2 separate regions of the Homo sapiens genome follow, and region 1 is linked to region 2. Evidence: read pairs that join two places in POLR2A ChIA-PET (ENCODE). Cell type or tissue: K562. All regions are shown on one strand.

Region 1 (5,000 bases), 58 kb after region 2:
AGTTCCCTCCCTCGCTGGGCCGCACCTGAAACCCCAGCTCCTAGGTGGGCACAGCCGCCCACCACCCAGTGCACAGAGCCCAGCGTATGGACCCTTAGGAACACTGCATCCCGCCTCCTGTGTGATGGGTCCAGGGAGAGAGGGGGAGAGAGCCACAGCTGCAGAGAGGGACCACGAGACTCAGAGACAGAGAGAGGCAGAGACACAGAGATAAAGGGACACCACAGAGACTGAGCACTGGAGACAGAGGGGGAGACAGCTGAGAGGGAGACAGAGAGCTTCCGGATCCCTGCCCAGAGCTGCTTCAGGAGACCAGTGAAGCGGGTGGAGGGTCCTGAAAGCCCACTAGGATTTGCCTGAGTGGATTGGGGTGGAGGAGAGGTGGGGTCCCTGAGCCCCAACGTTGGGCCCCAGACTGGCCGGCCCTGGGAGGCAGGGGTGGGAGTCCATTCAGAGGCCGGCCTCAGCCCCAGGGCTCTCCCCTCGCCCTGCCTCCCAGGGGCAAACACAGGGACATTCATGGCTTCCCAGAACGGCCTATGGGGCAGCCAGAGTGGCTTTTAAAATTAGCCTCGCTAACCAGATCTGGTTATTTCAGGAGGCTCCATCCCCTTGGCAAGGCGGGAGCAGGGAAGAAGGGAGGGACCTCCACATTCCAGGGTCCCTGGCTGAGCACCCCCTGTGGCCTGAGCAGCAGAGAACGTCCAGCTCCCAGTCCCCTGGCACGGCCGGCCCGGGCCTGCGGTCATCTCCTTGGCAAAGTTGCCCCAGGGTTGGCCATGGAGGTCCAAGAACACCCCAGCTGGGGGTGGGTAGGGGAGGACCCCCTTGTATTGGGCACGGGTTCTGTGCCAGCAGCCATCCCAGGTACCTTAGAGGCCAAGACAGCCTCTTCAGAGCAATAGGTAGGGGCCTTGTCCTCATTCTCCAGGTAAGGAAACAGACTCCTGGAGACAGGAGGCCCCTGCTGTGAGGTAGGGGAGATGGGGGAGGGCACGTCTTCCAGGCACCCAGGTCCCTCCACGGGAGGCCTCTTCCCTCCTGTGTCTGGAGGAACCCCCCGGCTGCTGTTTCCACTACCAGAGTAATTTCTAAGCAGAGTCCAGCGCTTCCCGGAGCCTGGTACCCCCCGCCCAAGTTCTAATTCCAGCCTCGAGTCAGAGTGTCCCGGCTCGCCCTCCCACCTCACAGCCCAGGGTGAGCACAGAGCTGGCGCGGGCACAAGAGAAATAGCACCGGACACTTTGATCCCAGAGGCCCGATCCGTTGCCAGCCTCCCCTGACCCCACCTCGGAGCTTGGAGGGATGCGGTAGGGTGAAACCCAGCCCCAAGGCCTTCCTTCCCGCAGACGGCCTGGCACCAGCTGGACAGGGATGGGGCAAAGGCAGGTTCTGCCCACCAAGCTGCCCACCTGCTCTGCCACAGCAGCCCCTGCTGCTCTGTCTCAGCTGTGGGATAGAGTGGAGTGGGGGTGCATTGCTAAGTACAGGGAGACAAGCCGGAGACCTCCCCCAGCTCTGTTATGGCAGCATCGTCACCCCAGGTAAACCTGGCAAGCTGAGGCCCAGGGAAGCACCTGACGCCGTCCATTCCCAAAGCCTCACATCTAGGCACCTGTGCTGGGCCCAGTGGCAGGTGGGCGTCCTCCACGCACTGAGCGGACCCCACGTGTTCTGAATTACGGACGTCATTGATCCCTTCCTGCGGTATGCACACTCTCTTCTTTGAGCCCACCACGTGCTGGGGCTGCACCCAGAACTTTATGAGGTGTCACCTCATTTAATCCTCATGCCAGGGTGCCAGCGAGGGCAGGGCTGTTAGCACCCCCACTGCACAGATGAGGAAACTGAGGCCCAGGGAGCCAAAATCGTGTCTGCATGGTCATAGCGCGAGGAGGCGAAGCAGCTCAGAGCTGATTCTGAAGAAGCTCTTAACCGTGGTGCTGAACTGTGATGCCGGCCCTGTGGAGGTGGGGCAGGAGGAGAGAGGGCAGAGGACTGCGGCGGAGGGATAGGGAGCAGGGGTGCGGCTGATGGGTGGGCAGTTCACAGGGGACTCACTGGGCCCAGAGCAGCCTAGAGCCAAACCGAGTTGGGTGGGGCTGGGGTTTGGGTGTGAGTCACCACCCATGGGTGGCCTGAGGCATCAGAGGGTCACAGAAGGGCCCTGTCGGGAAAAGTGTGGCACTCCCTGGACAAACCCCTGGGGTTCCTTCAGCATCATCCTGGGAAGGGGGCAGGGCCAGCAGGGGATAGGGGGCACTGCCAAGCTGTCAGGGAGGCCAAGGCACGGCTCATCCCTTCGGGGCCCAATTTGGTGCCTACTCCCAAATGTCCCCAAAGCCACCCCGCAGACCTGCTCTCCTCCGTGGTCCTGCCCCAGAGGGAGAGTCCCCTCATTCACCCAACACCCAGCCTGTACCCCCGGGAGCCACCCGATTCCCCCCTTAGCCCCACAGCCCATCAGGCGCTTGGTCCCCCTGCTCAGGCCCACCTGGTGTCCTTCTCAGCGTCCTCCTGGCCACCCTCTTACCCCAGCAACAACCTCGTTGGTCCCCTCCTCCCTCCACTGGTGCAGCCTCCACCAGCAACTACCGCTCCTGCCTGGGGCTCCCCCTGCCCTTGGCGCAGAGCCCTGGCCTCTCCGTCGGGAGTTCAAGGCCACATTGCCTCTGGCCTCATCCCTGCCCATCTCCCTGTCCCCTCCATTGTCACCTTCCCACCATTCAGAGCTGGCTGCCACCTTCCTGGTTCCAGGGGTGCTCTGCCTCCCCGCCCTTTACTCGAGGCCCCCTCCTGCAGCGTCCCTCCTCCCTAGGCCTTCTCAGGAACGGGGAGCAACTCCAGGAACTTTCCCTGACGCCTCTCTCCCCAGGCCCTGCTTGTGCACACCTCTCCTGTCCCCGGCTGCCCCTCATCACCCTTCGTCCTACTGTCCCAGCTGTGAGATCCTGGTAGAGGGACTTGGACTCATCCCCGTCTCCTGGGTCCCCATCGGGTCCCGTAAGTGGTCCCTTGGCGCCGCCTTGTGGCCATATCAGGGGATTCACTGAATATGAGAACAGGGAGAAGGAAGTAATTAATTGAGCACCTAATGTGTGCCAGACACTGTGCTGTATGTTTGATACGCACCAGCTCATTGAATCCTCACAACAAACCCTTGGGAGAAACACTACCACTCCTATTTTACAAAAGGAAACACTGAGGCTCACGGAAGCTAGTAAGTTTCTCAACGCCACCCACCCAGCTAACAAGAGACGGTCCCAGGACTCAAACCTAGGTCTGCCTGACAGCACAGCCATGTTCTTCCTGCAGTGGGGAAGGGGCCCAGGATGCAGGGAAGGACAGCACCCCGGGGAGGAAACCACGGGCGGTGCTCACAGAGCTGGTGGCTTGGCTTTGGAGGTGTCCCCAGGCCCAGCAGCTCTGATGGGGACAGGCTTGCTCCCTGCCACCTTGACATCCCTGGACATCTGTCTGGGGTCAATCTGGCCACGGTTCACACAAAGCCAGGCCCAACTCTGGGTACAATAGCGATAAATAGAATTTATTTTATACAACTGTTACCGACATCCACACGGCCACAGGGGCTTCCAAAATGGGTATTGGGGCCAGGAGGCTGGCCTTTGGCGTGACGCCTAAAAAGTGTGACCAGACACACAAGGGCTCCCAGCAGCTGTGCCGGGCTGCCCCCTCCATGGCGGTCGGGGGAGGCAAGGCCTGGACTCTCGGCCAGCTGAGACTCTTGGCCTGGAGGGCCCAGCATGGGATGGCAGGGGTTAAGCTGGGTGCTGGCTGAGGAGCCAGGTAGGTCCCCATCCCCCATGAGGGGGTTACTTGTCTGTCATGTGTAGGCAGTGGACAGGGCATCGGCAGACCTGTGGCAGAACTGGAGGGTCCAGGAGGCATACTGGGCACAGCCGGCTCCCTGCCCCTCAGCCCACCTGGGGCTCCAGGGACCTCAAGAAGCAGGGTAGGGTGATAGGAGGTCCCTGGGAAGAAAATCCTACCTTCTAAGGCAGGTGCATGTAATCACAGTCTTCAGTGACCTCTGAAATAATCTTGTCCATTTGTAGCAGACATGCCCAGAGAGGGAGAGTGACTTGCCCAGAGTCACACAGCAGAACCCAAATTGGAAACCAGGACCCGGCTCCCAACCCAGTGCTCACTCCCCCACATATCACATCCTCCTTGTGCTGCCTCCAGGGGCTAAGCTCTCCACACGGAGCTGTCTCAAACTCTCTCTCCCACCTTGTTCCCTCTGAGTCCAGAGGGATGCTCAGGGGTGATGGAGGCCCAGGGAGGGGGCAAGCCAGACCCCCAGTCCTGCTTCCACTGAGCAATCCCTGCCCCAGCCCAGACCCCCAGGCTGGGGGTGGGGACGATGCCAGCAGCTTCCCTGATCCCAGGTCTGGACGGCTCTGCCCTGCAGAGACAGCCCAGATGGGTGGGCCATGGGGAGGGTGGGGAGGCAGGGGGCAGCCCACGGGCTGGTGTTGGTCTTCAGGGCAGAGGTCTCGTCTGCCTGGGCTTGACACGGCACCTTCCCCTTGTGCTTCTGTGGCCTCATCTGCAGGGCAAAGGGGGATGGAGACACCATGAAACATGGCATGGTGGGTGGCTGGCACCAGTGTGCCCCAACTCTGCCAAGTCCCTGCCTCAGAGAACCCCACCCTGGGAGGGGCCCACCCTTGGAATTCCAGGCTCCAGGTCTTTCCATCCCATTGGGAACCCCTGAAACTTCTCCCCACCTGGCAACTGCCAAGTCCCTTTCACACTCCCATCAAATCCTCCAACAATGCAAGGGCAGAGGTCACGGGGAAGGGCCGTGGCCTGCCCAAGTCACCCAGCAACTGAGGACCAGGGGGCTCAAACCCAGATACATAGCTCCCACCCCAGAGAGGTGACAGAAGAACAGGGAGGAATCAGCTCAGCCCTCTACACACCCCCACCCTCTCCCACCAAACACAAGCTGAGGGGCTGGGTCTAACCTGCTCAGT
Region 2 (5,000 bases):
CCCTTGGTAGAGTTAGGGGAGAGGGCACGAGGGAGACAGGAGGCCCTGGGCAAGAATCCAGTTGCGCTGGTTGTATTGACATGCATGGACTTGAGAGTTATCCTGAAACCCTATCCCTCCTTATCTGTGATTTGGGAATCACGTTCTGGCCTGTGTGGGATCATTGCAAGGCCACAGTGAAATGATTTCTTGGTGAGACCTTCTCTGATCTTTCTATTTAAAACTGCAAACCTCCCTGTCCTCCTCCCTGCCTTCTTTTTCCCCGCTGTACTTACCGCCACCTGGCGTTCTATTGCTTTTACTTACTTCCTTGTTGTCTGCCTGCCACACTGACAGGGATTTGGGCTGTTATGTTCAGCACCTAGAACAGCCCCTGGCATATTGTGGCTGCTCAATAAACAGTGTTCCAGCGAATGTTGGTTGAATAACATATAGGGAAAGCCCTAGGCATAGAAGGTGTTTAGTCAAGATCAGCTGGATCTTAGAGACATAGGGCAGACGCCTGAGAAAGGCTGGGACAGCTCACTTGGGGTGACGAGGTCTCCCATGAAAGCATTTGGGGTCTGGATTTCAGGGCAGTGCTGGTTTCCTCTCTGGCCACAGCCTGCAAGCAGCGAGCCATATAGGAGAGGAAAGTTTGGCTGGGTGTGGGGCCTCACCCGGGAGTCCCAGCACTTTGGGAGGCTGAGGCAGGAGGATTGCTGGAGCTTAGGAGGTTGAGAGTCTGGGCAACATAGCGAGACCTTGTCTCTACTAAAAATAAAATCACCAGCCGAACGTGGTGCTGTGCGCCGGTGGTCCCAGCTACTTGGTCTCTTGCTGAGGCAAGAGGATCGTTTGAGCTCGGGAGGTTGAGGCTGCAGTGAGCTATGATCGTGTCACTGCACTTCAGCCTGAATGACAGAGCAAGACCCTGTCTCAAAAAAAAAAGAAAGGAGAGTGAAGCTGGATGGGCCAAATACTGGGGCTTCTGAAGAAGTCAAGACCTTCAGGCAGACAGGAAGCTCATGACACTTAGCTTTCTCGTTTTCTTTAGCTTTTTAAACCACTCTGACTGCTCCTGAGTGGAACAAACTCTCAAAGAAATGATAGCCTCAGCCCACTCCACTCCAATGACTAGGAGAAAAAGCAGTAGCACTGGGCCCAGGCAGATCTGGAGACATGGCTTGGCCCTGCCCCTGTTTAGCAGAGGGACCTAGGGCAAGTCACTTCACCTTGCTGAGTCTCTACTTTCTCCTCTGAAATGGGTGTAGTGGTATTCTCCCTCCGAGGCCTTTTGTGTAAAACCTACTAGAAAGGTGAATTATAACCAGTCATTACCAAACTGAAGGGCCTGGAAGGCAGAGCTTGTACCTGCAAGTCCTGTCACAGGGCTGGCACACAATAGATGCATGGAACCTGGTGGTCAAAGGGTTGTAAACTTCAATGGACAACAACCTGTCAGAAAGTGAGGATCTGAGTCCTGCAGGGCTATTAGACAAGTCCAGCCCCAAAACTTTCTGTAATTCTAGAAGTTTATAGATTCCAAGTAGAAAGTGACTTGTAGGAAGTTGGACTCTTACATTACCACATACTTGAAACTTGTCAGCTTTAGCTTGTTTGCAAGATTTTTCCTCTGGCAGAAACAGCTGGCAGAATATGAATGACCTGATTTGGTTGCTCACAATCTAAAGCGCTGAGAAAAACTGGCTGAGCTGCAGTTCTGAGGTCAGACTCTGTGTTCCAAGTAACAGAAAAGCCAAGACGCACAATGGGGAAATTAATTGGCTCATGTAGCCAGGATGTTCAGAGGAAGGCTTCAGGCATGGCTGCATCTAGGAGCCCAAGTGATGCTATCAAAGACTCAAGGTCTCTACCTTTCTCTAGTCCATCTCTGAGAGGTTGCTTCCTCTTCAGGCTATACAAAGTGCCCTTCCCCACCACTTCACACCCTCATAACCCAGCAAGCAGACAGAGTCTTCCAGCTGGAGCCAGTCAGGGTCCACCTGGAGCTGGAGGCGGGATCAGTCCCACCCAAACCAGGCTGAAAGGGGGAGGGTCACTTCCCAAGGAAACTTGGTGGTATTGTTAGGAAGGGGAAACAGACTCTGGGTGGCCAAAAATGACAGTAGATGTCCACTCCACTCACCAGAGGGAGTGCAGTGGAGAGCCGTAGAAACTTCTGCATTGTACCTTTTGATTTGCAAGGTTCCTTCCCTTTTTTTTTTTTTTTTTTTTTTTGAGACGGAGTCTTGCTCTGTCACCCAGGCTGGAGTGCAGTGGCGCGATCTTGGCTCACTACAACCTCCACCTCCCAGGTTCAAGCGATTCTCCTGCCTTAGCCTCCTGAGTAGCTGGGATTATTGGCGCCCGCCACCACGCCTGGCTAATTTTTTGTATTTTTAGTAGAGACAGGGTTTCACTGTGTTAGCCAGGATGGTCTTGATCTCCTGACCTTGTGATCTGCCCGCCTCGGCCTCCCAAAATGCTGGGATTAAAGGCGTGAGCCACCGTGCCCGGCCAGGTTCCTTCCCTTCTAAGACGCTGATACTGGAGGCAGAATGGAGTTTATTATCCCTGCTCTACAGCCAAGGAAACAGCCCTTGAATATTCAGCGAGGACTCTGACTTGTAACCCTGGGCTGCCCCCACTGATCTCAGCCTCTCTGTGCAAAATTATAAGCCCAGAGGAGCTGACCCAGGAGGGAGAGGCCAACGTGACTGAAGCCCCTCACTTTGTGGAGCGGGCACTCTGTCTAGATACAAGAGGCCCCCAGGAAGCTGCGATCACGGGAAAGTACACAGGGAGCTGAGAGAGCAGCATGACATGAGGACCAGCCACAGGGCAGCAGCCAGGCATGGCTTCCTGCAGCTCTCATTGCCAGAACCACCCCCCCCACCGCCATCCCCCTACACCCCAGCAGAGTGAGCTCATGCAGCCCCACTGAGGCAGGGCTCCCTGTGCCTGGGATGGCTGAGGCACGAGCTCTGCCATTGGTGACCGAGGTTGTCCTGGCATGTGACTGAGATGGGGGTGGCACGTACACTGGACATGGAGCTGGACGGACCTGGCCTGAATCCCAGCGCTCCCACGTGGTTGCTTTGTGACCCTGAACCTCCCTCCTGTTCTGAGCCTTGGTTTTTCCTCCTGAGCCGGAGCTGATCATTTGCACTTCACTGGAATTCGAAGACTGGGTGAAAAGCCCCCGGCGCGTAGTAGTTGCTCCATAGAGTTTCTCCCTCTTCCTCTTTGGGTCCTGTTAGTAGCTATGTGACCTTGGCCCAGTTCCTTGACTTTTCTGTACACTGGGAGCAATGAGGGCGTTGGTGTGAGGACCAGATGGCTTTGCGTGTAAAGTGCTTAGAGCAGTGCCCGGCACACTCGTGATCACTGTTACTTCTGGCTAACACCTATTGTTTAATGCGTACCAGGCCCTGGGTCTTTCTCTCCTTGTTTATTGTCTCACTGAATTCTTGTTCCTCCAGTGACGTAGGCTCTCACCAGGATGGTCCCCATTTGACGGGTGAGGTGGTGTGCCCAAGGTCAATGGGGGCCTGCTGAGCTGCATGCCCTTGGGTGGGACCTCACCTCCATAGGCCCCAGTTTCCTGTCTGGGGCTCTCGGCGTCAGCCCTGCCCTACTATGTCCCAAGGTCGCCGCGGAGATCAAACGCAAAAGCCACCGGAGCCTTCTGTGGCCGGCTGGAGCGTCCTCTGGGAATGCGAGGAACGCTGTTATCTGGAGCCCAGCTGCCCTGAGCACTGTCTCTGGGAACACCCGCGTCCTTCCTCCTCTGATCTGAGCCCTCTGCGCCCGCCACCCAGGGATTCGGCTTGTGCTGGCCGCTGCCCAGCAAGCTACAAGTTCATTGTCCCTTTTCCCACAGCCCGGCGCCTCCTCAGCCTCCTCTCACAGGGCCTGCGTGGGGCCATCTGCACAATGGACACATCCTCTGCTAGGGGGAGGGGAGTGGGGAGAGCCGGGATTGGCCAATGCCCTGTCTTGAGGATGAGTTGAAGGAGGGGATTATGGGTGGGGGTGGCCAGGGTGCGCCCACCTGGCCGGGGGCAGAGCCAGGTCTTGAATGCCAGGTCTTGAATCTGGGATCCTCCCCTCCCTGCCACTGCAAGCCCCAAGTGAGTTGCACTGCAGGGCTGGCTACAAGATACCGTGCAAAGATCAGAAGAGACTTGGACCCTAGATGTGACATTCTCTTGCTGTGTGACCTCTGGCAAGTCACCTCACCTCTCCTGTAAAGTTATGATTATAGGAAGCCCTCCCACTGGGAACCGTGGTGCAGATACAATGAAATAACATTTGGGAACAGAGTGTAGTGAGTGTGAATCAAATAGCAGCTGCACGCAATCCCTTCATCTGCAAAAGTATAATGTGTCTGTGTAATGTACATATTGCAGAGAGGGCAAATGGTGGTTTGTTTCCAGTCTTGCCTCCTGTTTGAGGAGTTTATGCTTAGTCCTGGGAGACAGAAACATCCCCAAGTAAGGCTGAATTCTGGCTCGCTCACTTACTGGCTGTGTGACCTTGGGCATGCTCCTTAATCTCTCTGTGCTTCTGTTTTGTCATCTGTAAAATGGGGATAATAATAGTGCTTACCTTGAAGGTTGTTGTGGGGATCAAGTGAGTTAATATAGGTAAAGTGTTTAGAACAATGCCTGGCACATAATAAGGTCTATGAAAAGGTTTGTTATTATTAATCTTATGAATACGATGACAAAATATGTAAAATAGGATTTTTCTAAAATAGTCTCAGTTTGAAATATTTTCATCAGTTGCCGCAAATCACTAATGTACGGAAGTCCAAGACATTGGCATCCAAGCTGCGCCTTGAACACTGCCTTGCCTTTCCAGTAATTGCCCCCCAAATCCTCAGCTGGTTAGTGGGGAGACCTATCCCTGCCCCTGATGTGCTGTGTGACACTGGGGAGGTTGTGTACCCTCTCTGTGTCTTCCTTTTCTTTTTCCTTTTTTTTTTTTTTTTGAGATGGAGTCTCACTCTGTCA

Evidence for each region. ChIA-PET counts read pairs that join two places held together with the same protein. Peaks named below come from ENCODE experiments on the same cell type or tissue, not always from the same donor. Only the 100,000 strongest peaks of a DNase experiment are listed, where the experiment ranks them.
Region 1: POLR2A ChIA-PET joins it to region 2 with 5 read pairs; 4 of 35 experiments call an interaction of 5 or more read pairs at or near these places.

The regions. Positions count from the first base shown.
Region 1 is chr1:21,592,695-21,597,694 of GRCh38, forward strand. It overlaps RAP1GAP (RAP1 GTPase activating protein), which reads right to left. Exons shown (of 25, transcript NM_002885.4): 24 at 4,992-5,000; 25 at 3,527-4,570. Among named protein-coding and RNA genes, the nearest start is that of LINC02596, 8.7 kb to the left of the region's middle. In K562, a CTCF peak has its summit at 3,026 (motif pointing left); DNase peaks (open chromatin) are centred at 2,059 and 2,997.
Region 2 is chr1:21,534,695-21,539,694 of GRCh38, forward strand. The region is part of intron 1 of ALPL (alkaline phosphatase, biomineralization associated); the gene reads left to right. Among named protein-coding and RNA genes, the nearest start is that of ALPL, 28 kb to the left of the region's middle. RefSeq lists enhancers at 1-326, 2,762-3,279, 3,280-3,798. In K562, CTCF peaks have their summits at 285 (motif pointing left) and 2,140; a DNase peak (open chromatin) is centred at 277; H3K27me3 peaks cover 2,674 bases.